Regions from separate parts of the Homo sapiens genome. Here region 2 is linked to region 1. Evidence: chromatin loops called from intact Hi-C (ENCODE). Cell type or tissue: dorsolateral prefrontal cortex. All regions are shown on one strand. Links, peaks and the distances in the headings refer to the core of each region. The heading gives the core; the rest is flanking DNA.

Region 1 (17,335 bases), core at 5,144-13,143:
GTGCTGTGACCGGATGGGGAAGCATCAGTGCAGGTAAGCATATTTTTGTTGCATAAACATTAATGCCAGTTGTTATTTTTGAAAATAGGTCATGTAAATGATATCAAGCAGCATCCGCTTCAGCCCCTCTTCTTTCTAAAAGATAGAAACCATGTTTTATTTAGCTGTAACAGATCAGCAAGTAAATAGAGAATGAGCTATTTAAAACTTTTCCTTCAGGGTAACTTAGATTATAAGTAGGCTAGATGAGCAGTCAACAAACCTTTACTGTAATGGGCCAGATAATAATCCTTTTAGGCTTTGCAGGTCATCTGGTCTCTATCACAACTATTTAAGTCTACTGTTATAGCATAAAGCAGCCATTGGCATTATGTAACAGAATGGGTTCCAACAGAACTTAATTTATAAAATTTAAATTTCATTTAATGTGCACGTGTCATGAAATATCATTCTTTGGATTTTCTTCAACCACCTAAAAATGTACAAACCATTCTTATTTAATGGCTTGTGCCCGTGTTTGGGGGTGGCACAGAATTTATCCACTGGCTGTCATGTGCTCACCCCTGGCTATGGTATAGAACTCTTAAAGGCTTAGTAAAACAGTGAAAGATCTGAATGGGTTGATATTTGTTTTGTGCTTCTTATACCATACAAGATCATTTTCTTTGTATATTTCCTTTCTATATGTCATTTATTTGGAATCTGTGAGCTTGAAGGAGGAGGGAATTTATATTTGACTGCTTACAGTGTTGATATTGACAGCTTACTGTGCTACCTGAAGCCAAATTGCACTTTCGTAAAAATCTTCACACCCAACACATGAGGAGCTTTTATCATCCCCATTTTACAAATGGAGAGGTTGTAACCCAAAGATTTAAGTAACTTGCTGAGATCCCATAACTAATAAATATCAAATTGAGGATTTAAGATCAGTGTGGCTCAGCTTATAATCTTAATGGCTTCTCATTACACATACAATCAAATCTGAACTTCTTAGCCTAGCTTGGAAAGCTCTGTGTGATTGGGCCTCCCCACTTAACCTCTTCCACATAATTTCCCTCTATTTTTCTTGTGGTTAACCTTCAGATACCGTGGCCTTTCTTCTTTCTCTTAAACACCAAGCTTGCTCTGCTTTCTGAAGTTCCCCATTTTGTGTCCTCCTACTTGGAACACTCTTATTACAATCTTGTCACAGCTGCCTGCTCATTATTGCATTTTCAACCAAAATATCACTTCCTTTCGTGGCCCACATTGCTGCAGCAGGACGGGCCTCCCATCACATTCCGCACTACCTGGTTTTATCCTCTCACTGCATGTTAATGTAGTTGGCATGATTTTATGCAGTCATCTTCTACATCTAACCCACTAGACTGAGAACCTCTTGGAGGCAGATCTGTCTTGACTCCTCTCTCCCCAAGGCTAGAAGCATACATGGCATTCAGTAAATATTTCTTGGCTTACCAGCTTCAAAGCCCTTGAATAAATGTGCCTGCTCTCTAATACCTTTGACTTTTACCAATTCCATGACTACCAGGCAACTGAGAGGTAGTCTTATAAAAGACGAATTCATTCTTTCCAGCTAGGAGAGGAAATGAATCTTGATTTCTGGGATATGGTCAGTAACACTAAGGGAGATGGTCCCCAAGAAGAGGAGTTTTAGTATATTAAGAAGAATGCAAGATTTAGAGTTGAACTTAGGCTTGATCCTAGTTCTGTCCCGTAAGAGCTGTGAGATCAAATTTTCAGAGGTCTGGCTTTTTCATATGTGAGATCAGTGTGATTAACCTGATCTCACATATGAAAAATGTTGTTGTATTATTAGGTTGGAATAAAACTCTTTACAAATATTAAGATACTATATAAATGTAAAGTACTTGTTATTAATATTGCCCCAAAAGGTATAGGGCTATAAAATATTAAACTTAAAAAAATTGGTCATAAATCTAAAATGATAGGATGAGTCATGCAAAATACATGTTAACACAGGCCTGCCTAAGGATCAAATATGAAAATAAATTATTCAGTGTTATCTTTAATTGGAGATGCGATTAGGCTTCAATGACAGTAGATGAAGAACAGGATTATGATTTTTGTTTATATTAGGAAATCATATAAGCATATTATTTGTAAGCAATTATATATTTATGTATATAAATATATAACCATATATATTTATAATTGTATAAGTTATATGTGACACCAATTCATATCATGCTGAATTTTTCTTCCTGAATTCTTATGCAGAAATATTTGATACACTAACATTTAAATTGAAAATAAGCTAGAAAAAAAGTGTTTCTGGTTTTATTCTCCTGCCAGTGGCCTCTCTTTACAAAAATGCCAAATTGGGAAATGAAGACATGTTACATGAAACACTTGTATTTTTTAAATTCAGAATTCTACATCAGCTCAGGCCAAACTGAATGACTTCAGCTATGTTGGTACAGAGCTACATCTGAACTTAAATACATTTCTAACAACACTTTCTGCTTACTTCATCATCGAGCTCTCTCTGAATGTTTCTTCATTAGATGGTGGCCTAGCAAGTCGCCTACAGCAGATTCAAGTGCATGTGTTAGAAAGAGAGGTCTGTGAACACACTTACTATTCTGCCCATCCAGGAGGGATCACAGAGAAGATGATCTGTGCTGGCTTTGCAGCATCTGGAGAGAAAGATTTCTGCCAGGTGAGAGGATTCTGGTTTTATACAGGAAGGTGGAAAATTGCCATCTGCTGAAGAGTTTCTATAGACAGGAGAAACCATTGCTGAAATCACCAACTTGTCACGTGCTTCAATATCATATCCCTGCATGAAGACCAGTGGGGCAACAGAAGTAATAAGTTAATTAATCCGAATTTGCTGAGATGTCAGAGAGTGGCCGGAAGCAGCTGTACAGCGACAAAGGCCGGTGGGTTCATAGAGGAGCTGGTGAGAAGGCAGGAAATGGCAGAGCTTCTAAGCAGGCCTGAGCAAGGGAAGATGTGTTCAGGTACAAATAAGGCTTTGGGAAAAGGAATAACAAAGAAAGGTTCTAAACTTATGTGTCCTACTTATGACTTAAAAGTTTTATTGTTTTAAATTATCATTAATCTCTGTACTCTCACTTAATTTTCCACAAGTTAAAATAATCACAAAGATGTCTATTGTACAAGCTTGATATTGGCAAGATCATAATTAACCAAGAAAAAGACAGAATATGAATAAACAGATTGTAGAATGCCAGCTTTAACCTTCACAAAGTCAATGGAAGAATGTGACTTTAGATATACATACAACCTAAGACTTCCTAACACTCCGTGTGCCTACCTCCAATCCCTGGTTTGGATGTGGGGCTACCCAAGTAAGGGAAAGTTTGGGTCCATAGGGGAGCCCAAATTCTCCAGACTTATCACTCCTGCTGGTCTGGTGTAGAGAGGAAAGAAAGAATGAATCTTGTTTCTGCAGCTCTTTGATAGTTTTCCCCACCACTCAGTCAAGAAACATGCAGCAATAGATTTCACCTCCATGAGGGAGACACAACTGGGCATTAATCTAGGTGGACGTCCTTCCATGTGAAAATATGAGAGAGGCAATGAAGTCCCCTTTAACACTGAATATAAGTTTATTGTCATTAACGCCTTCCTTTTATAATGTCAAGCCTTGCTTAAATTCTGTTTGAATTTTGCATATCTTTATTTGCATTCCCCAGAAGCAGACCCTGAGATAAGGATTCTGGTACAATGGTCTGTTTTAGGAATCATAGATATCACCAGTAGGAAAGGGAGGAGATGGTACAGGGAAGGGAAGGCAGCCAATCTAGGATGCATTATTAAGCCATCTGCCATAGTGAGGGCCTAATGCTTAATCCTGCAGGAAACTCAGGGCAGTGATGCTAAATACACGTGGTGAATTTATCCATCTGAGGAGCGAGGGAGCTGGGATATTTATGTACTACTTTCCCTTGAGCCATAGTTTGAGGGCTGCTGTGGGAAATGGCTGTTAATCCCTCAGCATTTCCGATACTTTAGGGTTGCCTCCTGGGTGTAGTGGAGAGTGGGGAAGACCCCAGGCACAGAGCCAGGACATGGGCTGGAAGATGTGAGGAATACGGAAAGTGCACTCCTGCTGTCTGCTAGAGTACATAAATGTTATCTGATAAAAATCACAAAAGTACTCTGAATTAATGTGTTCATTCTTCCCCTCAGTCTATTGTAGGATTTGAGGGATGGCTTTTCTTTCTTCAACAAGAAAATCACAACTAATTATGTTGTCTTTTACATATTTGACAGCATCTAACATTACAAGGTGAGCTTATTTTGTGCGGAAAGAAAAGAACTAGAGAGGGTCTTAGAAAGATCCATGTCACAGGTGACCTAAATATCATGATCTCAGTTGGCACTTATCTTTTCAGTTATATACAACTGTCACTTTGGCTGCAGCATGACCAAATGTACTGCCCATATATGGGAGGAAAACTGGAAGTTGAGATTTTAATAAATATGGCTAGCTTTCTATTACAAAGAACACTGAGTTACTAGAAGGGTGACTTTAGAAACTTGCTTTGATAAAATAGTCTCTAATACTTCTATCAGGTAATTGATTTTTATTCTCCTGTGTATACTTAGAGGTAATAGACCTGATAATGTGCTTTCTCATCCAGGAAGGTGGGAATAATAATATTGGAATGCAGAGACATGGGGTTTTCAGATACGCAACGTAGTATCCTGTTATTCTTTGCTAACTGGCTTTCAGATTTTTTATTCTAAGTTCTTTTTTAATTTTTAATTTTGTGGGTATATAGTAGGCATATATATTTATGGGGGACATGAGATTTTGATACAGGGATACAAGGAATAATCACATCAGGGTAAATTGGGTATACACATCACTTCAAGCATTTATAATTTGTGTTACAAACAATCCAATCATATCGTTTTAGTGATTTTTAAATGCAGAATTAAATTATTATTGACTGTAGTTACCCTGTTGTGCTATCAAATACTATTTTTTTCATTCTATTTTTTTGTACCCATTAATTATTCCCACTTCCCCTATACTCACCCACTACACTTCCCAGCCTCTGGTAATCATCCTTCTATACTCTATCCCCATGAGTTATGTTGTTTTGATTTTTAGCTCCTACAAATAAATGAGAACAGGTGAAGTTTGTCTTTCTGTGCCTGGCTTATTTAACTTCACATAATGACCTCCAGCTCCATACACATTGTTGCAAATGGTAGGATCTCAGTCTTTTGTATGGCTGAGTAGTACTCCATTGTGTATATGAACCACATTTTCTTTATCCATTCATCTGTTGATGGATACTTAGGCTGCTTCCAAATCTTGGTCATTGTGAATAGTGTTGCAATAGACATGGGAGTGCAGATAACTTTTCAATATCTTGATTTCCTTTCTTTTGGATGTATACCTAGGAGTGGGATTGCTAGATCAATGGTATTTGTATTATTTTTTTGAGGAATGTCCACACTATTCTGTATAGTGGTTGTACTAATTGATATTCTCATCAATAATGTACATGGGTTCCCTTTTTCTCCACCTCCCTATAAGCATTTGTTATTGCCTGTCTTTTGGATAAAAGCCATTTTAACTAGGGTGAGATGATATCTCATTGTAGTTTTGATTTGCATTTCTCTGATCAATGATGTTGAGCACCTTTTCATATACCTGTTTGCCATTTGTATGTCTTCTTTTGAGAAATATCTATTCAGATCTTTTGTCCATTTTTAAAATCAGATTATTAGATTTTTTCTATAGAGTTATTTGAGCTCCTTAAATATTCTGGTTATTAATCTCACATCAGATGGGTAGTTTGCAGAAATTTTTCCCATTCTGTGAGTTGTCTCTTGGCTTTGTTTCCTTTGCAGTGCAGAAGATTTTTAACATGATATGATCTTATGTGTCCATTTTTGCTTTGGTTACCTGAGCTTGTGGGGTATTACTAAAGAAATCTTTGTCCAGTCCAGAATCCTGGAAAGTTTCCTCAATGTTGTTTTTTATTAATTTTATAGTTTGAGGTCTTAGATTTGAGTCTTTAATCCATTTTGATTTGACTTTTGCAAATGGTGAGGAATAGGGAACTACTTTCATTCTTCTGTATTAAGGACATCCAATTTTCCCAGCACCATTTATCAAAGTGACTGTCCTTTCCCCAATGTATTTTTTTTTTTGCACCTTTGTCAAAAATGAGTTCAATGTAGATGTATGGATTTTTTTTCTGGGTTTTCTATTCTGTTCCATTGTTCTATGAGTCTGTTTTTATGCCAGTACTGTGCTGTTTTGGTTACTATAGCTTTGTAATATAATTCGAAGTCAGGTAATGTGATCATTCCAATTCTGTTCTTTTTGCTCAGGATTGCTTGGCTGTTCTGAGTCTTTTGTGGTTCCATATACATTTTATGATTATTTTTCTATTTCTGTGAAAAATGTCATTGGTATTTTTTCTAACTTCTTTTCATCTACAAAGTCATAGATCTCTATCTTCACAGAATAATATATGTCCTCAGCCACATTGATTTGCCTTCTAGCCTTCCAACTGACCATATCTTGCCTTAGAGCCTAAGCCCAGATATATCTTTTGCATAAAATGTTGTTCCTCCAGGTTTTTGGAAAGCTGGCTCCTTCTCATCCTTTATGCATCAGCTCAAATGTTATTGAAACTGTATACACATACATGCACATGTAAGCAAACATATAACTACCTTTATTCTTTACTATTCACTCTGAGTATTTCCTTTATAGCTACTATTAGCATCTTATTTGTTTATACTCTGTCTTACTCGGTATGTCTGGCTCACAGTAGGCATTGAATAATTTTTTAATAAAAAATATTCATTTGTGGCCAGGTGCAGTGGCTCACACCTGTAATCCCAGCACTTTGGGAGGCCAAGGCAGGCGGATCATGAGGTCAGCAGATCGAGACCATCCTGGCCAACATGGTGAAACCCTGTCTCTACTAAAAATACAAAAAATTAGCCGGGCTTGACGGTGCGCGTCTGTAGTCCCAGCTACTCGGGAGGCTAAGGCAGGAAAATCGCTTGAAACCAGGAGGCGGGGCTTGCAGTGAGCCGAGATCACACCACTGCACTCCAGCCTGGGAGACAGAGCAAGACTCTGTCTCACCAAAAAAAAAAAAAAAAAAAAAAAAAAAAAAATTCATTTGTTTGCTGAATATTTACTATGGACTGGACCATATGATAGGCACTGGCAAAAAGAGATAAATTGAACAGGTTCCCTGTATCATGGAATGTTTGTAATTGCCTGAAAAATGATGTATTGGCTATGCATTGGTACTGAAAAAAATCAATGATTTAAAATAAAACACTTGACTGGATACATCAGACCATTGTCCAACTGGAAACAACTGGAAGAGGGTTTTAAGTATAATTGTTATGTGAAAAAATTAGGCCCAGAGGAAAGGTTAATTGTTCTACATTACAGACTAGCAACTGTATCTCTTTTTTCCCTACTTAAGGTTTCTTCTGTTAAATTCTTTATATAAAGTAGATATTTCAAATATGTACCAGCAATTTATGTGCTATCAAATATGTACACAATTTATCTTACAAGAAGACAAATAAAGGACTTAGTTTGGTCCTAAATACATTTGTGTTCATCCACTTCCTGCAAAAGACCTGATTAAAAATTGGAAAGCCTAACCTAAAACGATGAAAATCCTATGTATTAAGGCTTGGTTTGATACAACTGGTTTATAAAATTTCACCGTAAATTAGGCAAACATTTATTTAGCATGTGTTAGTGCTGGATATTGTGGTAGGTTTCCTAGGGTACAAAGTTGAATCAGATGCAGTGCTTACCCTCAAATGGGGCACATGTTGTAAATACAGACATAAACAAGGGCATGTATTTGGTGCTGCCATTGATTTTCACATTGAACCTCAAGAGACATGTAGAAGATGTTAGTGCTAATTAATAGATAAATGTGTGTGATGTACATATTTTGGTTCCCTTAATAACAATACCACTGTTTGTTTTCTTCAAAATCTCTTTCTGCTTATAATTTGTCAATTTAAACAATGCAAATATTGAGAGAAATATTCAAGAGAGACGCTTCCATCTACGAGAGCTTCTTAGTGCTTGTGGGTAGTATTTTTGCCTTTTGAAATGTGTTTCATCATGACCAAATTAGCCATATCTAAGAGAGTACAAAAAATTAACTATAAGTTAAATTTCCATGTGTCTTTCCTTGAATTCAATAATTATGTAAGCCAGATACTAGAGCAGTTTAAGGTAGGTCCATTAATGAACATTTATCAGTTTGGTGGAAGGGAAAGAGCACTGAACTTTGGCAGGTGACATGGACTCAGATTTTACTGCTGCTACTACCTATGTGTGTGAAATGGGACAGGTCACTTATTTCTCTAATTGTAACTTTTCACATCTAATATCCTAGTAAGTTAAATTAGTTTGGCCCTTAAAGTCTTTGAAATTGTGCAACTTTGGTATCTGCAGGTAAGCCAAAATAAAATTGGAATACTAGAATTAGAATGAATACATTTTAATAGATTTAAGTCAGCCTTTAACTTTTCTTCACCTCACCACCAACACCCTAATTTCTCTGTGTATGTCATAACTCTACTCTTTGATCTGATTAGATTGTGTCAAGAGTGACCAGTGATAGGGAAAACACTACATATAGAGGTTACCACCCAATGACCCTAACCCGATTTCCTTAAAAAAATTTAAAAAAAGAAAAAAACAGGCAGCACATTTCTTGTGATGGATCCATCTGAGCCACTGTGCAGTTTTCTGATTAAATTTTTGTTTTAAAAAGATGCTTGAAATCTTAAATATTACAGTTTTACTAATTGATATAATTTAAAGACTATCTCCCTCCGATGGGGCTGGGAAGATTTAGTAATGTAATTGTTTTCTTTTTATGTGAACTAAGCTTTATCTTCACCCTGGAATCAAATTACCATCTGATTGTTCATAAATTTTGTTTCCTTTTGCAAAACAGTGAATAGATAGTATGTAAAGATGGAAATTGACAAAACAAATCTTTAAGGAATTAAACACATTACAAATACATTATTGGTCATTCTTGTTCTAAAAACTGAAAGCAGGAGCTTCAGATTAAAGCAGTTTTCTAAAACATGTTTTCTTGGTGTTTCAGGGAGACTCTGGTGGGCCACTAGTATGTAGACATGAAAATGGTCCCTTTGTCCTCTATGGCATTGTCAGCTGGGGAGCTGGCTGTGTCCAGCCATGGAAGCCGGGTGTATTTGCCAGAGTGATGATCTTCTTGGACTGGATCCAATCAAAAATCAATGGTAAATTGTTTTCAAATGTTATTAAAACAATAACCTCTTTCTTTAGAGTGGGTTTGGGAACAGTGAGTGTGGTATAAATTAGCATGAAAGAGAAAACCATAGAGTAGAATTTCATTTAGTTACTAAACACACTAAAATGCAAGATTCTGCAAAATAAGTTCTCCCATGTGTAGAGTTAAACTGACTTTTCCTTAGGCTGCTTTAATCCTGGATTTGTTTCTTTTTTGTTTCTTTTGATAGTGGCTGCTTTAGTGCCCACTATATTTTGTTCTCAGGCTTTCATCTTTATTTTTAACATGTTCTCCCCAAATACAGGTCCTGCTTCACTTCAGACAAATAATAAATGCAAAACCTTAAAACAACAATTGCCACCACCCACACCTTCACCAGACAGTGCATCTTGGCCAGGTAATAAATGTTTACATTATCCCATTAATACTTTCAGCCAGAATTTGGCAAGAAGCATTGTCTGTCTAGCTTTGCTAAATTTTCTATGGAACACTATAACCTCTGTGTTTTCCTTCTGGTTGGTAGTTTTAGCTGAAAGTGGGGAGAGTTGTTATTAAGATTGTTGGAGATCATTCCTACCCCAAAGCTAGACCTGTTGCAGATTTTTAAAAAAATCTTGTGGTTGTGAACCAGTGCTTGAATATTGGAGAATTACATAGAATTATTTTAAGCTCTGAATCTGAATAAAAGTCCTTCTATATGCAAGTATCTTGCCTAGGTAAAGACCCTGGGTATGAGATGACCAAGACTAGCGCCAGCATTAGTATTTCTCTTCATTCTTCCACAGTTGCCACTCTCTGTTTGATAAAAGAGGATTTTGATTTTTAGTCAAAACTAACAGCAATGGAGGATTTGAAATCTCTAATAGACTTGTAGGAAGATGGAAGTTCTATTTTATTATCACTCTTGGTTTCCAAATGGTCAGTCTTTCTTTTGTTGCCCACATCTTCCCCAATACATTCAACCCCAGTAAACAACTAGTAAGAGTTTAAAGAAAATGTAAGATATAGAAGGTAGAATTGCAAGAGTGATGACTTTGAGTAGAAGAAAGAAGATGAGATCTAGTACCCAAAAGGAGGCGATGGTCTTAGGAGCAAAGTACATATCATCTATAGTTAACTGATGGAAGGCAGGATCTTGAGGCACCGGTGCAGGTATGAGGTGTTTGGGAATAGATGGAGATCGGAGCCTGTGGAATTTCTCTTCTGATGGCTTCTTTTTCTTAGCAGATGAACAAAAAGAAGCGGTTGTTCAAGAAAGTTTGATTTTTAAGAGAAAAAAGGATGACATATTTCTCGAGAAAATGACATAGTGAACTAGAAAGATATAGTAGGATTGCTGGGTAGCATAAAGGCCCCCTGAGATGAATGATCATAAATTGAGAGAGCAAAATGCCCCCAGTTAGCTTAGTTGTATGTTTTCCTCTGGATGCACTGAGGTAGATGCAGAGTAGGTAGAGGGTAGACTTAATCAAAGTGGAGTATCCCCAAGTATGTGAAGGGTATAAGGGAATTCAGAGTGTATGTGAAAAAGTGGTTAAAATGATGGATCATTGGAATTTAGGATGGGTAAGGAGTGAAATAAGGATGAGAGATTTGTTTGGGACAAAAATAAGGTAGGATAGATAAATTATGAGTCCCAAAAGGTGGAAGGAGTATTAAGGGAGGCTGAAAAGATGGAAGGTTGTGGTTGGAGAAAATGGTTCCTGAAACCGAGATTACAGAAGGCTTGGAGTTATTGCTACTGATCAAGTGTCTAGGGGCTGACCATAAGGATAAGTGGCTGAGGTCAGGTGGAATACAAGATCACTGGAGGAAAATTGAGGAGCTGGGAAACTTCAGTGCTGGAATCATCATGTATATAGTGATTGAATTCAGAAAGAATTATGACAGGAAAAGTGTTGGAGAAAATGACCGCTAAAATCTTCCAGGAATAAGGAGTGGACCCAGGACCATTTGTCTGGCAACATGAGTCAAAGAGTCAAAGCTGGGGATACATAGAGTTAGGTTAAAAGTAAATCTGGACTTGGGATTGAGACAGAGAGCAGACTTGGGTCCAAGATCCTATAAACTATTGATTTCAATGGACTGAGTTAAATGAATGAATTCAGTGAGTGCCTAAATAGGTTAATCCATGTAAGGCATTTATAACAGGAAGGGTCTGACCTGAGATAAGGGTCCATAAATGGTGGTGACAGTGCCATCTAATGTATTTTTTGAATGACCTTATTCAGACCATTAGAAAATGAACATTGTTAAAATGTAAAGAAAATGTTTCTCTTTTAAATATGTTCAGAAATGGTTATGCACGCCAAAAACTTTGAAAGTTTTATATACGGAAAGGTGTTGCTTTGTTTTTATTCTATGATTATTTTCGGAGACAAAATGTTAGGACCATGCCATATTTAACACCCACCCACTCCCGCTACTAACTTTTTACACTAGGGAATTAATGAATCTTAGCAATGGTTTCTTTCAATTGTTACTCCCATTTATAAAAAGTCTTGACTTGTTGGTAATTCATGGCTGTATGTGATTTCTGGTCAGATTTTTCACAGAGGATTCATATAGAGAGGGAGAAAAACTAAAAAGATTAGAAAGACAGGCTGAGGCCAGACTCTGAAAGATCTTGCAAGCTGAACTACTTCAGTTGCTTTCAGCAGGAAAACAATTTGATTTTTTTTGTTTTATACACCATTCCCAGATGGTAGGGCAAGGCGAGGGAAGATTATAGACTGAAAAATCATTTAGTTTACTATTAAATCAAAATGTTAAATATCTGATTGGTTCTTGTAGCTGTACAGATAAAAAAAGAGGACTAACAAAGAAATGACAGAGAACCAAACAATAGAATAGAATCCTAAGTTTTTGTAGCACTTCATTTCCCTTATTCTACTTTTCACCTCTACTGTGAATAAAAGCATGTTTACGTACCTCCTCCTCAGGTACAGTATTAATTTCTCTAGGGCAGAGCATGCATAATTATGTATTCACTAACACATACATTAAAATATGAATATAGAATATTTCATTTTTTAATTGCTTAGAAAGTTTTTGTCAAAGGAATAGACATAAAGGAAGAAGAGAGAGTTAAGGACGAAGCCCTGATGAGGACATAAGAGAAGCTGATTGCTGAGTCAGCGGGCCATGGAAAAACTGGCACCCAAACTGCAGGAGGTATCCCAAAGGTCCAAAGGTGCCCTTGGACTTAGCAAGCTGAAGAAGTGAGACATCTCAGTATATCCAGCAAGTTATCTTTTTCATGACCTCAGTCACAAGCTCAAATGAATGTAATCATTTGTCCCAGCAAGTTCAGCTAATTTAGTGAAGCTTTGAGGAACAGGTCTTCAGCTGCATCTCAAAGGAGGAAGAAAATGAAAATCTGCTGGGTATAGAGAATGCAACCTACTGTCTATTTTCTAAGAAACTTTAAAAATTCATTTAAAACTGATTCAAAATAATTGTGATTTAAATTCTACCTCTATAATATCATTTCAAGAAAATAAGACACATTAAATAGAATGGTTTTCTAACAGAATAATTTGTAACTGACAGTAACAAAGTCTTAATTTTCTCCTTGCAAGCCTAGATTTTTCAGTCTTGTGATAGAATCTGGTTTTTCTTTGCTTTATTTATGTTGGTCCCTGGTGTCTGTGTGTTCTGAATTGCAGGTTGTTGCTCTGAAGCAGAGCTAGAAAAGCCTAGAGGCTTTTTTCCCACACCACGGTATCTACTGGATTATAGAGGAAGACTGGAATGTTCTTGGGTGCTCAGAGTTTCAGCAAGCAGTATGGCAAAATTTACCATTGAGTATCTGTCACTCCTGGGGTCTCCTGTGTGTCAAGACTCAGTTCTAATTATTTATGAAGAAAGACACAGTAAGAGAAAGACGGCAGGTAATCCTTCCTGGCATATAAACTTCGTGCTAGGAGTCTTGGTCCATGTAGGCAGCTTATGATCAGGAATGAGTCTGACTTGGTAATAATGTTACCAAAATGTTGATCCATGTAATAGGAATGCTTTTTCCCTTGTAAACACACTTAACATTTTCTTTATTATTATTATTATTATTATGATTATACTTTAAGTTCTGGGTTACATGTGCAGAACATGCAGGTTTGTTACAAAGGTATACACGTGCCGTGGTGGTTTGCTGCAACTATAAGCCTGTCATCTACATTAGTTACTTCTCCTAGTGCTATCCCTCCCCTAGCCCCCCACCCCCCAACAGGCCCCAGTGTGTGATGTTCCCCTCCCTGTGTCCATGTGTTCTCGTTGTTCAACTCCCACTTATGAGTGAGAACATGCGGTGTTTGGTTTTCTGTTCTTGTGTTAGCTTGCTGAGAATTATGGTTTCCGGCTTCATCCATGTCCCTGTAAAGGACATAAACTTATCCTTTTTTATGGCTGTATAGTATAACATGGTGTATATGTGCCACATTTTCTTTAACCAGTCTATCATTGATGGGCATTTGGGTTGATTCCAAGTGTTTGCTATTGTGAAGAGTGCTGCAATAAACATACATGTGCATGTGTCTTTATAGCAGAATGATTTATAATCCTTTGGGTATATACCCAGGAATGGGATCGCTGGGTCAAAAGGTATTTCTGGTTCTAGATCCTTGAGGAATCGCGACACTGTATTCTACAATGGTTGAACGAATTTACACTCCTACCAACAGTGTAAAAGCATTTCTATTTTTCCACATCCTCTCCAGCATCTGTTGTTTCCTGACTTTTTAATAATCGCCATTCTAACTGGAGTGAGATGGTATCTTATTGTGGTTTTAATTTGCATTTCTCTAATGACTAGCGATGTTGAGCTTTTTTTCAAATGTTTGTTGGCCACATAAATGTCTTCTTTTGAGAAATGTCTGTTCATATCCTTTGCCCACTTTTTGATGGGATTATTTATTTTTTTCTTGTGAATTTGTTTAAGTTCCTTGTAGATTCTGGATATTAGCCCTTTGTCAGATGGGTAGATTGCAAAAATTTTCTCCCATTCTGTAGGTTGCCTGTTCACTCTGATGAGTTTCTTTTGCTGTACGGAAGCTCTTTAGTTTAATTAGATCCTATTTGTCAATTTTGACTTTTGTTGCCATTGCTTTTGGTGTTTCAGTCATGAAGTCTTTGCCCATGCCTATGTTCTGAATGGTATTGCCTAGGTTTTCTTCTAGGGTTTTTAGGGTTTTAGGTCTTACGTTTAAGTCTTTAATCCATCTTGCGTTAATTTTTGTATAAGATGTAAGGAGGAAGGGGTCCAGTTTCAGTTTTCTGCATATGGCTAGCCAGTTTTCCCAGCACCATTTATTAAATAGGGAATCCTTTCCTCATTGCTTGTTTTTGTCAGGTTTGTCAAAGATCAGATGGTTGTAGATGTGTGGCATTATTTCTGAGGCCTCTGTTCTCTTCCATTGGTCTATATATCTGTTTTGGTACCAGTACCATGCTGTTTTGGTTACTGTAGCCTTGCAGTATAGTTTGAAATCAGGTAGTGTGATGCCTCCAGCTTTGTTCCTTTTGCTTAGGATTGTCTTGGCTATACAGGCTTATTTTTCAAAAGCATTTCTATACACCAATATAACAGCCAAATCATGAGTGAACTCCCATTCACAATTGCTATAAAGATAATAAAATACCTAGGAATACAAGTTACAAGGGATGTGAAGGACCTCTTCAAGGAGAACTACAAACCACTGCTCAAGGAAATGAGAGAGGACACAAACAAGTGGAAAAACATTCCATGGTCATGGATAGAAAGCAACAATATTGTGAAAATGGCCATACTGCCCAAAGTAATTTATAGATTCAATGCTATCCCCATCAAGCTACCATCGGCTTTCTTCACAGAATTAGAAAAAAAAAATCCTTAACATTTTCAAGTACTTTGAATTGAGAAAGCGAATATACTTAAGGTTGAGTGTGTGTGTGTGTGTGTGTGTGTGTGTGTGTGTGTGTGTGTGTAGGGAGGGGGGAAAAAGGCAAGAGGGCTCAACTTCTTCAAACATAGTGGAACCATGCCAGAATGCTGGAAGAATATATATTGTAAAAGAGCAAGTCAGAAGATGGTTAAAAATAGAGCAGGGGAGGAAGGTGAATGAAAAAATAAAGCAAAATACATTAAAGGCTTTTAAAGTGGCAGGATTGAAAAGATTTGGTGAAAACATGCCAGCCCTCATTTTTAATTTCATGTACAGAGAAACCTCTTTTTGTTCAACAGAACAAACTTGCTTCCTCCTGTTTGCACAGGTGTAATGAAAGCTTTTTGGCTTGCAGTAAGGAGGGATGTGGGAGGTGATTGAAATAATTTGGTTAATGGGGAAATCTGGAAAGAAAATAAATTTGTGTATGTCATTGTCCATGTGTGTGGTATATATTTATGCTTGATTCTGAAGTGCATAGAGGTCAGAGAAACTGCTCTGAGGGTGGGGTTGTTTTCTTAGGATAAACTCTGAGAGATTAAATCACTGGGTTAGAAAGCAAAAATGTTTGCTTAAAGAATCTTTCTTTATGATTACAACCTAATTTAGACTACAGTGACACAATTAATTAGCCTAACTGCTTGGCACATTTTCCCCCTAGAATCAGATCACCTCCTCCATCCCCTTTGATTACAACTGCTCCAGGGCTTCTTGCAGCTAGAATAAAATTCACACTCCCTGGAAGACTGCCTCTCCATCAGCTCATGGGTTCCCAATACCTCTCATTCTTACCTCGGGGCCATTGTCTATTCCCAGCACTTTGAAGAGCTCCTTCTCATCCTTGTGCCTCATGTCCTTCAATTCTTGATGGAATGTCACCTTCTTAATGAGACCAACCTTGACTGATGTAAGTTGTATCACGCCCCTGCCTCCAGACTTCTCAGTTCCCTTTTCTTAGAGCACTTATTATCTTCTAACACATGGGTCCCCAACCCCCGGGCCGCAGACCACTACCAACTCATGGCCTGTTAGGAACTAGGCCACACAGCAGGAGGTGAACAACTGGCAAGCATTACCACCTGAGCTCTGCCTCTTGTTAGATCAGTGGCAGCATTAGATTCTCATAGGAATGTGAATTGCACATGCCAAGGATCTAGGATGCCTGCTCCTTATGATAATCTAGTGCCTGATGATCTGAGATGGAACAGTTTTCATCCCAAAACCATCCCTCCCACTGTTTGTGGAAAAATTGTCTCCCACGAAGCCAGGTGCCAAAAAGTTTGAAGTCCAGGGTTAAAAGATTAGAATCTAACACATTATGATTTTTTCATGATTATGGCTTATCTGTGGCTTCCCTATTGAGTATGAGTTTCATGAGAGCTGGAATTTTTGCCTGTTTGTATCAAGAAGCCTCAGTGCCTAGAACAGTGCCCAACACATAGAAGGCACTTCACAAATAAATGAACAAGAGAATAGTCACCTCCTGAAAGAGGGCCTCTCAGTCTAAAGCAGCATCATCCATTCCTTCCCACAGTCATTGTCTATTACATTGGCTTTCATTTCATTAGTAGCTTTGATCTCTCTATGAAACCATCTTCATTTACCTGACTAAAATGAAAGCAGCATCATCCATTCCTTCCCACAGTCATTGTCTGTTACATTGGCTTTCATTTCATCAGTAACTTTGACCTCTCTATGAAACCATCTTCATTTACCTGACTAAAATGAAAGCTTCATGAGAGCAGAGACCTTTCTCTCTGTTCCCTTCTGTATACTTCCAAATGAGGTCAACACCTAGGGACTCGGACCGTTTTCTTTTTCATGAATTTTTGCTGAGTTTGTTTTTTGCATGAAGTTAAATTACTCTTCAGAAAGGCTAACTTAATTTTCACTGCCATTAGCAGTGCCTAGGATCTTCTTTCACCATGCCCAGAACCTAATATGTCAATTTAATAGGCAATTTTCCTTTAAAAATAATCATTAATGGAGATAATTTCTTTTTTGCTTTTATTTTTTTGTTTGTTTGTTTTAAGACTGTGTCTCCCTATTTTGCCCAGGCTGGTCTCAAACTCCTGGGCTCAAAAGATCCTCCTAGTTCAGCCTCCCAAATTCCTG
Region 2 (12,667 bases), core at 1-8,000, 380 kb after region 1:
GTTATCCCTCCCCTCCCCTAGCTCCCCAACACCCTGACAGGCCCCAGTGTGTGATGTTCCCCTCCCTGTGTCCATGTGTTCTCATTGATCAACTCCCACTTATGAGTGAGAACATGTGGTATTTGGTTTTCTGTTCTTGTGTTAGTTTGCTGAGAATGATGGTTTCCAGCTTCATCCATGTCCCTGCAAAGGACATGAATGCATCCTTTTTATGGCTACATAGTATTTCATTGTGTATGTATGCTGCGTTTTCTTTTTCCAGTCTATCACTGATGGTCATTGGGGTTGGTTCCAAGTCTTTGCTATTGTGAACAGTGCTGCAATAAACATACGTGTGCATGTTTAAATAAAATACTTCACATGAAGTGCTTAGTATTGTGCTTGACACAAAAGAAGAATACAATCAATACTATACTATGAAGTATCTTTTCTTGGTCTCTTGTATTTTAGTTAGGAACATTTCTGAAAATGGCAGCAAATAACCTTACTCAAGTGGCTTAAATAATAATGGAAAATTGATTGGATCTTGAAGAGAATAGGGAATGAGTTTAGCCAGGGTGAAAACTATGAGTTCAGGACTTTTTTTTTTTTTCTCTCTCTCTCTCCTTTTTGAATGAGCTCCTTTGGTGTTGGTTCTGTTTTGGGCAGAAGTTCCCCTGATGGTAGTAAAATTGTTATCAGCAGCTTCCCAAATTTCTCATTCACATGGAAATAAAAGAGTAAATTTTTTTTTCTAATCTAAATGTTGCACAGAAATAACAGCTTCCTTATGCATTGATCAATTCAGGTCACAAGTCCATCCCTGAACTAATCACTATGAATGAAACATGACCCATAGATATTAAGGTAGAATAATTTTCTTTGAAAGGATTTGGTTGTGTGAGGGCAGACAATAAATTCTGTTACTATTACTAAGAGAAGCAGCAGCCCAGAACAGCAATTATCTATGACAAATTTTATCCCATTCATGTTGTCTCTTCTAAATTGAGATCACAAGATTTCCTTATCATGCAGAGAACTACTCTTTATCTATATTCTGGGTAATTCCTCTCTTTCCTTTGGGTGAAGTATGTTTTTTTATCTGCCTTTTGCATATATGTTTTGTTTTCCTTTTTTTCGGCACAGCTTTTATGTATTAGTCCCATGCTGGTTTCTTTCTTTTTCTTTCTTTCTTTCCCTCTTTCTTTCTTTCTTTCTTTCTTTCTTTCTTTCTTTCTTTCTTTCTTTCTTTCTTTCTTTCTTTTCTTTCTTTCTTTCTTTCCTTCTTTTTTTTTTGAGACGGAGTCTCATTCTATCACCTAGGCTGGAGTGCAGTGGCACAATCTCGGCTCACTGCAACCTCTGCCTCCCAGGTTCAAGTGATTCTCCTGCCTCAGCTACCCATGTAGCTGGGATTACAGGCACGCGCTGCCACACTCAGCTAATTTTTTTGTATTGTTAGTGGAGACGGGGCTTCACCATGTTAGCCAGGCTGGTCTTGAACTCTTGATCTCAAGTGAGCCGCCTGCCTTGGGCTCCCAAAGTGCTGGGATTACAGGCATGAGCCACAGTGCCTGGCTGGTTTTTTTTTTTTATAGTTATTACTCATCCTCAAATGGATGCCAGAAACATGCTAATACATACATACACATGTACATACATACATACATACATACATATTGTAGTTAGGAATGGTTGAGGATGACAGCAAAGTATTTAAATCATCAGCTCTGTGTTGCAGTTTGACTATAACCGTTTCCCCTCCCTCTTTCACCCCACTTCACCTCCAGAGGTCTCCCTTAGCTAGAACACCACATTGTGAATCTCTTCTTTCTCTCTCTCTCTCTCTCTCTCTCTCACACACACACACACACACACACACACTCCTCACCTACTCTTCCCCTACTTCTCACAGCATGATTTGACTTTCTACTGCATTTTTCCTGCATTCCGAGTCATTATCCTGGGTCTCCCTAAGGACACCCCCCTCTCACCATTCTCAAAGCCTCTTTATACCCAAAGAGCTCAACACTCTAATCAAAGGAATTTTTAGGCTACTGGTGACATAAACTTCTTGGGAAACTAGTTGTCTTGGTCTAGCTCTTAGGAGTCTCTCTTCTCTCATCTTCGTCTAGACTTCCCAGTGCTTGGCAGATATGCCTCCTAGTTTGTGGCTTGTGGTTGTGTCCTGTTCCAGGTCTCACTGAAGATAGATTATTTTTCCTCTACTTTTTTTGTTTGCTTTTGGTGGAGTTTGAGGGAGTGGAGAAGAGTAAAACATCTTCTACTTCCCTTTCTTTAACCAAAAATCTTCAGAATTCTTTCAGTCAATTTGAGATGTTCACTTGGATGTCCCCCAGACACATCAAAACTAACATGTTAAAAAATGTAAACATATTCCTTTCTGCCTTGTACCACAAGCCTTTTCCTTCTTCAGTTTTTCTTATCTCAGTCAGAAGAACCACCATGCCCCTGTTGCCTTGATCCGGGAATGCTGGAGATTTTCCGGACTTCTTTCTCTTTCATACTTACAACACCTAATGGTTGTCACGTCTTGTATATTTTATCTCTTCTATACCTTTCAAGCTCATCCCTCTCTCTCAGTGCCCACTGCCATTTCTGTTTTTTTTGTTTGTTTGTTTTGTTTTGCTTTGTTTTTTGTTGAGACAGAGTTTCGCTCTTGTCACCCAGGCTGGAGTGCAATGGCCTGATCTCGGCTCACCACAACCTCCACCTCCCGGGTTCAAGCGATTCTCCTGCCTCAGCCTCCCGAGTAGCTGGGATTACAGGCATGCGCCACCACAGCCGGCTAATTTTGTATTTTTAGTAGAGATGGGGTTTCACCATGTTGGTCGGGCTGGTCTTGAACTCCCGACCTCAGGTGATCCGCCCTCCTTGGCCTCCCAAAGTGCTGGGATTACAGGCATGAGCCACCATGCCCGGCCTGCCCACTGCCTTTTCTAAGATGCCACCTCTTTGTATTAGGTTGGTGCCATTACTTTTAATGGCAGAAACCGCGATTACTTTTGCACCAACATAATAATTATCGCAATTACTGCTCTCCTCCAGGACTGGCTGGCCTTGATGTTGTTTGACCATTTTTCTGCTGTGTTAGAATGCTAAAGAATAGATAGGAGAGAAATGGGAGAGGTATACAGTATAAATTGTCTCTTCCAAATCTGTTCTTGAGCAACTTTCAGAAAAATCACAAATGTGTCTCTGATAGTGGGTTCTTTATAACATGATAAAGTCTACACTTTTGTTCTTAAGAAGAATGATATACTTAACTACGTTCTTAAAAACAACAAAAGGTTCTCATTTTTCTGGTATGTTAGCAGTGATGGCAGGAGGGTGGAGTCCTGGGGACCAATTCAGCAGTACAGCCAAGGGAAAAAATAAAGCTTCAGTCAGTCTTTCAGCAGGCCAGGGAAAATTATTGCTAGAGGACACCTAGTGGCGCTTTGTAGTAATTCACTTACACTAACAAATTGTACATTTGAATATTAAGAGCACTCACTATACCAGGAACTTGTCAACAAATATAACACAACCATGATAAAACAGCAAAGTACAAACCAAGCCTGGTGTTAAATCTAGTTGTATTGGTTGGTATGGGCTAACTGCTGTAACAAACAACCTCCAAACTTAAGGTGCTTAACTTAATAGAGTTTATTTTGTGTCCTCACACAGTACGGATGCTCAGCTGGTGACCTTCCATACAATAACACAGAAAAAACACTTGATCGCATGGAAAACAATGTACCTTATACTTGTATAGGAATATTTAACATCATAAATACATCACTTCTCAAAACAGAACAAATAAAACAAAATACAACATTGTATGTAGAAATGGGCATGGAAAATTGGCAAGACTCATTGAACTACATTTAAGAGCTATGTAATTCACTATACATAAATTTTACCTCAATTTAAAAATGAATTTTTTTTTCCAAAAGAACATCCAGTAGAAAGCTGACAAAAAATAGCAATAAAGGTTAAGGGTAGGGGACACACCATATGTTAAAACTCATGAAATCCCAATAATTAAAAGAGAGTGGTACTATAATTTTAAAAAATTACTAAAAAGGAGAGAGATTGGTATGGGCATGAGAGTAGGCAGGTTAACGAGCTAGAACAGAAAACCCAGATATGCCCAAGTGCATACAGAAATGTAATAAAAAATAAAGTAGTCATCAGAAATCCAGTCACCTATTCAATGAATGTATTTGGGATAACTGTAAATATCTGTATTCTGCTTGGAGAAAGGAAGAAAAGAAGGAAAGAGAAACAAAAGTTATTCATGCTTGAGAAAAATCCCCTCAAGCATTGTATTAGTCAGGGTTCTTCAGAGAACAGAACCAATAGGATGTGTGTGCATATATGTAAGGAATTTATTATGAGGAGCAGCTCATGAAATTATGGAGGCTAAGTCCCAAGGTCTGCAGGGTGACTCAGGAAGCTGGAGACCTAGGAGAGCTAATGATACAATTTCAGTGTTAAGGCTGGCAGGCTAGACACCCAGGAAGAGCTGATTTTTCAGTTCAACTCTGAAAGCAGGAAAAAGCTTACATCCCAGTTTAAGGCAGTCAGGCAGAAAGAATGCTCTCTTATTGGGGGCGGGTCAGCCTTTTCTTCTATGCAGGCCTTCAGTTGATGGGATAAGGTCTTCCCTCATTAGGGAGTATACTCTGCTATACTCAGTCTACCGATTAATCTCATGCAAACACCTTCACAGATACACCCAGAATAGTGTTTAACTAAATATCCAGGCATCCTATGGCCCACTGAAGTTGACACATAAAATTAACCATCACAGTCATCATAAAAGATTTACATTCTCTGACATTTTATTCTCTTTCCTGAAATCTTGCTGTCACAAAGGATCATAATATTTGACCTGAAAAGGATGATAGAAGAGATATTTATTGCAGAATTTTGCAGCTATATTTTTAACATACACATGGAATTTCTCCTCTACTTCTTGCTGAATACAGGTAAGCCTCAAATCTATGACATAATATTTTTTAAATGAAAAAACATAGAGAAACTCTTGCTCTTTTCATCTGACAGAAAGGCATCAAATCATGTCACCTCTGGTTGCCCACTAAATTAAAAAGACCACTTGCCATTGATTGTTGCATTTTAGGATCCTATCTATTCCTGTGTTAGCACACTCCTGACCAAAAGGACACACACTGTTCCTCATTCTCTTTTTTCTATAATGGGTTTGCATTTGATCTATGCTTTGGGTGATTAATGGTGGTTAGTTAACTTTGATATTTAGCTTGATATTGATATTATGTATTGATATTATATCAATATCTGATATTGAGCTTACTCTGATATTTCAGTGAGTGCAACAGAAATCACTCCAAGGTAGGTGAAAGTATGGAATCATAAATATATTCTTGAGCTTAATATGACATTCATGTTTGAATCCTGCATGGTCCAAAATTGTCCAAATGATCTCACAATTGGAAAGGCTCTTCAAGAGGTAGAATTTGAACAGAAGGCTTTCTGAGTATGTCAACCAGTGTCACTTTTAAACCTAAGGGCACCTTTCTGCAGAGCATTGTAGTCCTGGGGAAAGGAAGAACTTAACTGCTAACAGGGATCACCTCGGCATGGTTTAGCTAATTGATATCAATGGCTCACATGATTCACTGATTTTACATCTGCTTTTTTCCTTTGAAGCAATTCAAAACCATATTATTTGGTGTCTTAATTGAATCAAGCTAAAAGAAAGTCTTTCTGATTTTTACAGAAAAAAATCAATAACCAAAGATAACTGCTGAGTTAAGGCAGCATTCCATCCTCCATGTCTCATAATGAGAATACATTAGCAAATAAAATGATCAAGAATGAGCCTTTTAAATGACAAATGGCTTTGTAATACTAAGTCTTAATTACCATGACTAAGACACATGCCCATTACACCAGAAACATTCTTTGTTCTTCCAGTTTTCTCACAGTGCAAATTGTGTGTATTTATATGTGAACTGGAGAAATTAATCACTGCCTTTCTTCACTGGCAACTGTTTTCTCTCCCTATCCAGCAACCATCATTGGAAGATTGGAGATAAAATAATGAGTCCTTATAAGAACAGTGAAACTGGAGTCTCTCTTGTGCTTACCCAAGAAGCAGCTGTTGAAAGGTAATGTAGTTCCTCTGTTTTTCTGGTAGGTCCCAGGTGGGGAATAGAACTAACCCCTGCTCTGCAGGGCAATGGATCTTGATGTTTCCAGGAAGGAAAACTAAGTAGTTATTAGGCAATAAAGAAAAATATTTCCTTCCTGAGTATAGGTTTACATTGCTCTGTCCCTGAAAATTGATATCACCACAAGATAGGACTGTATATATTTGATTTAAAAGGTTCAATAGTTAAGGAAGTAGGAATGTCTGCATTTCACATTTCTCTATATTGTTTACTGTTATAATTCAAGTCTCCAGAACAGAATAATGTCCAGTAGGTGTAAAATATTTTTTGTTATGTAAATGAACACTTTATTTTGTAGATGAAGATTCATACCTGATACAAACTACAATTCATATATACATTAAATAAAACATTCATATTGAATGCACCCATGTAAATGTTTTGGTAAATTAATCAAAGTTAATTTCACACTGTGAATTATTATTGTTTTTTTCTGGAGTTTTCGTTTGCCTCCAGCAGAGTGACTTAGAGTCTCCCCTTCACCAACCCTGCCCTCCCCACCATGAAATTCATTTCACAGGCAGGAGGTGATGCTGTGATTGAAGAGAATTTCCCATCTGCATATGTTGGGGTTAGCATAAGAATGCTGCAGTTAGAGGATGCTTATAGATGCCCTAAAAGCCTCTGTCATAGCAGTGGCCAAGAGGTAGGTTGTGGTCTGTTTTGGTGGTCAAAAGTATTATATTATTGACCTTGTTTAGAACTGCCAGCACATGGTGATGATAAAAATCAGGCCAACTTTTAATCAGTTTTATTATGGTTTTAAAATTATCTGTAGACTGCCCCTCCTTACTGTCAGCTCCCAGGCTGGATGGTCACTGTTTTATAAGTTCCTATTTCTAAGCCTTTTGATGTGTTCCTATGAGTCAAGTGCACTGTAAACTCTCAGAAGAGCTCAGGGGAGCATCGATCTATCTCAGTCTCACTCCACTCCCTAGATGGGGTTCTGATATGGAATACAACGTGGGACCACTGAAATAGAGGCAGAAATTACAGTGTGAGGAATAAAGGTTAAAGTGGAACTGGATACAGGCAACAGTTTCAACCATCTTTCTCTGACCTCTCTGCTTTTATATCTATTAGGATCTTTTCATAAAAAGATACTTTGGATCTCTGTATTTGCTGCCTGGGCATTGAAAAGCCAGTGGACCTTGGGTGCTACCTGTATCTAACTCTACTAAAGCAGGAAGGCCCAGGGCAGCTTGCCAAGAGTGATGGTTAATTTTAGTTGTCAAATTGGCTGGACCACAGTGCCCATATGTTTGGTCAAACATTATTCTGGATGTTTCTGTGAGGATGTTTTTAGATGAGTAACATTTATATCATTAAAGTTAATGTTAATTGTTGGATTAACATTTAAATCAGAGCAGAGCAGATTGTCTTTTAGAATGTGGATCTATTCCACATGTGCCTCATCTATTCAGTTGAAGGACTGAATAGAACACAAGACTGATCTCTCCCCAGCTAGAAGAATTTCTGCCAGCAGAAGACCTTTGGAGTTGAATGGTAGCATTGACTTTTCCCTGGGTCTCCAGCCTGATGGCCTGCCTGGCATATTTTGGATTTGCCAGCCTCCATTACTATGAGAACCAATTCCTTAAACTCTGTCTCTTTCTCTCGGTATATAGATACATATATACATATGGTTCTGTTTCTTTGGAGGACCCAGACTAATATACCAGGTATGAGACTACATAGAGGTTGGAGAGAAAGTATCAGCTGGTAATAAAGAGTATGCTTCTTTCTGGAGGATCTTCTGTGCACATATTCTTCAGGAATTTAGCTGGGTTCTGGGGACAATGGGAAGTGGATGGTCAATGATTCAGAATCCCCAATTCCGAATATCTCTTTTACCAGGAGATGTTATTAGCCATTGCGTACCCTATAACTGTCTTTGGAAAAAATCTTGCACTTTAAAACAATGGTTGTTTTGGTTTAAATAACACAGTCTTAAACTACTAGTCCAACAGTATGCTTTCTGTGGATATTAATTAGTAGATTATTTTCTTCTTCAATCAATTATAACAGACAAGGAAATAATACATATAAATTGCAGTTGCTTAGAATGGATGCAGAGCTACCAAAAGCTAGATAAATAAGAGTTCTGTACAATGTGGCTGTTTTGAAACAGATTTGCAGAAGGCGTAGAACATTTAGAGGGCAGATATGGATTTTTTTAGTGAGAAATATAAGGAAAGGCAGATAATATTTTACATAAGACCTCATGAACATTATGTTATTCATCAATCAAAATAATGATTCTTGGAGATAACTTTCTCTGATAACCAAGAAAGAAAAGGTACCATTATGGTCTCAGTTTCAGTTTAAGTTCTTAGATGTAAACAATAGAAGCTGTGTATGGGAAATGCATGTGGAACAATAAGTTATTTTATTAGTAAATGGATGTAGGATTTGGAGAAGATAATTACAATGTCTAAAGTTGGTATAGAATTAATGTCTGGAAAGAACCCTTATAAATTCACAAGTAAAAGGTAGTGAAACAAAAAGAAAAATGGACACAGGATATGTCACGAAAGGAGAAACTCAAATAGCTAACAAATACATATATAACAAGTAAATAAACAACTGGTAATCAGGGAAACAACAGCACTTCGCATCAGTCAGAGTATGAAAAATAAGAAAGTAGGATGATGCCAAGTGCTGGCAAGAGTGCGGGGAAGTAGGAAACCACGCATACCTGATGAGAGTAGAGACGGATATACACATTTTGCATATGTCCTATCTAGTAATCCTCCTCATAACATAGACTCCAGAGAAATGAATATATATGTCCATGAAGGGGTATGCTTGAAGATGTTTATTGTGGCATTGTTACAGCAGGGAGCTGGAGGCAACAACCAAATTTGCCATCATTAGGAGAAGAGATAAACTAAATACGATAACGATTATTATGTATTACTGTGTGGCAGAGGCAATGAATTACAGTACCTACAAAAACACAGATAGATCTTATTATCAGAGTGTTCAGTGAAAAAAAATAGAATGATATGCAGCTTAGCACCACTTATGTAAATTTAAAAATCACATGATACCCAAAACGATGACATAGGTTTTCAAAGAAATACACACACACACACACACACACACCCACATATCCCTGTACATATACCAACACATTACAGTAGGTATCCTTGCTGGTGGTAGAATGAAAGAATCAAAAGGTGAAACAATGGAAGAAATAATGAGATAAAGCAGGAAAATAGTCTTCTAGCAAGACAGCATAGGAGTACAATTAAATCAATTTCTGTTTGGATTTGAGTTCCAAAAGAAAAAAAAGGAAATTAAAAAGAGGATGCTGGGTAAATTTATAAATTTCTAGGAGAAATAGAGAACCATGTGCTTGGTGGCTGTGTGACCTGGAAAAATACTCACAGTCTTGTCACAGACTGGTTCAGTGAGGAAGCTGCAGTAACTTCCTCTGAGCACTGGACACTTTAGCTTGCAGTGCCAATCCCGCTGGCACTGACTGTTGGATGCTGCCACCCAGACCTCTGCACTGTTGGCCCAAGAACTTTGTCTTCCTGCTTCAGAGAGAATCCTTTTCAGTTACTTACTACCTCCCAGTTCAGAGTCAGGGATGAGAGTTACCAGTTTAATGGTGCCCATGTCATGTGTCCATAAAAGAAATGGCAGATATCCACCATGGACCCCAAAACATTGAAGTCAAGTTTTCAAAAACAAGTAGACATTCAAACATGAAATGGATGCTGATTGAGTATTAGAATTAGAACAAGAAAAGGAGATGTCTTTTACTACCCTCTTTGCAGATGAAGTTAATGTGAATGATGATGAACAGACTTTCCTCAGAAGACTGTTTCTTCTTGTGATTTCCAGAGGGATATATTGATGTGGGGGATAAATATGAAATGAAGAGTGGGCTTGTGAACCTGTGCCATCACCAAACTTTGTTAAACACCATAATCGTTTGTGATTTAGTCTTAGGGATAAACAAAGTCATATTAAGGCATGCTTAGCTCCCTTCATAATATATCATGAAATAAGCATTTTAAAATTAAGTATAAACTGGCATTTCAATTTTGTCATACCAGCTACTGTGCCCATGTGTCCTGCAATGTATATAAATTATGTAATTTAGGAGTATGGGACCCCAATATAAAGAGATAAATGAAAGGGTACACTAGGAACATGGACAGGCAGGAAAGATGGTGAAAGAAACAAGTGTCGTGCAAGGATTTACCTAGAGAAAAGAAGGTGAAGGAGAAGAATAGTATTGGAAAAGGATAGTTTTAAAGTCTAATTGGAATTATCCAGTAGCTTATTGGACTTACATCTCACATTTTCTACCTTCTATTATTTTATAGCCACTATATAATTTTTATTCTCTCTGTAAAGGAGGCCTAGAAAAGAGAAAGATGTGACTCTCAAAATAATAAAATGTTTGCTATCGCTATAAAACTTTTTAATGGAATAGGAGATTTGATTTAAACATGATTTAAAATGGCTAGCAGCTTTTATTAAAATAAATTGTAAATTGTCCTAGTTCCTCATTGTCTTTTCCTCTTTTGTTCTTATGACATATTTAACTACTATTATTCTTCATAGAATGAGTCATAGATGAGTCATCTTCATTGAAATGAGAGTGTTCTGTGTCTTGGCATCTGTGTGTGTCTGTGTGTGTGCACATGCGCATGTGTGAAAACAAGTGTGTGTGTAAATCAGCCAGGGTCTTGGCAAAAACCAGAGTTCATTCATAGAACTCAAATGAAGAGACTTCAATAGTATAAGGGGAAGCAGGCTTAAGAGGACAAACAAGGCACAATTTGTCACTTAGACTAGTAACAATGAGAAGCAATTGTTTCTTTGGGAACAGAGGAGGACATAGAGTGACCAGATCCCAGTGGGAGTTGTGATTGGAAGGGACACAGCTGCCACCAGAGATAATAGTGCCAAGCAGAGAGAGGTCAGGAAAGAAATGTCCCAACATTTTTCTTCTTCTGCCTTCCAATCCCCTGCTGGCCCATCTGCTTGTCAAATCCAACTGGAAGTCAGCCATTAGGGAGTTCTCAAAGTGCAATTCATTAAGAGCAGCCTACTTAATACAGAGAGGGGAAGAAAAGAGTGGAGAATGGATCTAAGTGAGGAAATAGATAGAGACTGGCACATTCCATTGCTTTGTCCACAAAGCATCTATTCTTGCCCATTATTTAGAAGATGAAGATGTTGTCATTCCTAACACCAAGGAGACACAAAATCCCTACCAGATAGTGATGGAATGATGTCAGTCACACATTAACTTCAACTGGAACTTAAATTGTAGCATTCTCCCCCATCACACAAACCTCTCACACAAAGTATCAGGGAGAGGGGAGAAAAATAATCAATCAACACAAAATATGCATAATGACTACAGTTTCTAGAACTGTATCCTGTTATTAGACCAAGGCTTATCATCATATTTTTTTCTTCCATCATCCATTCAACATTTCCCTTATACTCTGCTTATATATTCCACTTAGGCAGAGGTCTTTATCAGGTAGGCAACAGATTTCATTTCTGAAAAATCTGTTATCATAGTCCTGTCTCTATTGAGTTGCTGCAATTTCCTATTGAGAAATGGCTTACATGCAGGTGGCTTAAATTGGGAAGTGATCAAAGGAAGCAGTAATGAGAAACAAGGGAAGAAAAACAGGGAAGAGATGAAGCCATTACAGGGTAGGGGGTGCATTGTCAAGTTGGCTATGCTATGGGTGACTGGTACTCAGTTCTGCAGGTCCATCTGAGGAGCCTTTAGAATTGCATCTTAGAACTGGCTTTTCAGGGTATGAAAAGCTAAGAATGTATTATTTGACTCTTTTGCCAGTCTGTCAAAGCATTTTCTCATATGTGTTAATTTCCATAGGTTAGATGTGAAAAAGTACTGAGTAGATTCCCATAGGTGACCCATGCTGTGTGTCAAAGACACACAGGACAGGAAGCAAAAGATACACAGCAAAGGAATGAGCTGAGGTGCTGGCAAATTTGCAGTTGCATAAAGCTAGTCTGTGACTTGTGGAAATAGCCACAGTAGCAGTGGCTGGAGTTAAGGGTGGAGCTGTGCGGAAAAGAGGTAGGATACAAGATATATCTGATGCGTTACATAATATAATGCAAACACCAAGTGTGGAAGTAATAATGACTAACAAGGTTGAGAGTGGAGTCCAGAAAACCATGGAAGAGACATTTAACTTGAATATAATTTTGAAATACGATTATCAGTCTTGGAGGGGGCGGGCATTTTAGAGGGGCCAGTATGTGCAAAGGCCCATGTAGTATGCAAAAACTAAATCAAAGTGCTGGTTTTCTCAGCATCCCAGATCTACCTGTTCTTTTTTATTTCATGATCTTTTAATTGTATGTTAAGATATTTGAAAAGTGAGCATATCCTCAGATGATGTGATTTTATCATCCATTTCCTGATCTATACAAAAAGCACATTAGACCATGTA

Evidence for each region. A loop is a pair of places that touch in the nucleus more often than their neighbours do. Peaks named below come from ENCODE experiments on the same cell type or tissue, not always from the same donor. Only the 100,000 strongest peaks of a DNase experiment are listed, where the experiment ranks them.
Region 2: a loop joins it to region 1, with 4 times the contacts of the local background. A loop is called at or near these places in 3 of 110 quality-filtered maps.

What each region holds. Positions count from the first base shown.
Region 1 is chr12:29,447,205-29,464,539 of GRCh38, reverse strand. It overlaps OVCH1 (ovochymase 1), which reads left to right. Exons shown (of 26, transcript NM_001353179.2): 18 at 1-33; 19 at 2,532-2,686; 20 at 9,135-9,291; 21 at 9,607-9,699; 22 at 12,971-13,195. The region is part of intron 1 of OVCH1-AS1 (OVCH1 antisense RNA 1); the gene reads right to left. Among named protein-coding and RNA genes, the nearest start is that of OVCH1, 42 kb to the left of the region's middle. In dorsolateral prefrontal cortex, for the core only: no CTCF peak of the experiment used is centred there; a DNase peak (open chromatin) is centred at 9,209; H3K4me3 peaks cover 550 bases; H3K27ac peaks cover 4,064 bases.
Region 2 is chr12:29,064,588-29,077,254 of GRCh38, reverse strand. No RefSeq gene overlaps it. Among named protein-coding and RNA genes, the nearest start is that of FAR2, 78 kb to the left of the region's middle. In dorsolateral prefrontal cortex, for the core only: CTCF peaks have their summits at 3,201 and 3,407; no DNase peak of the experiment used is centred there.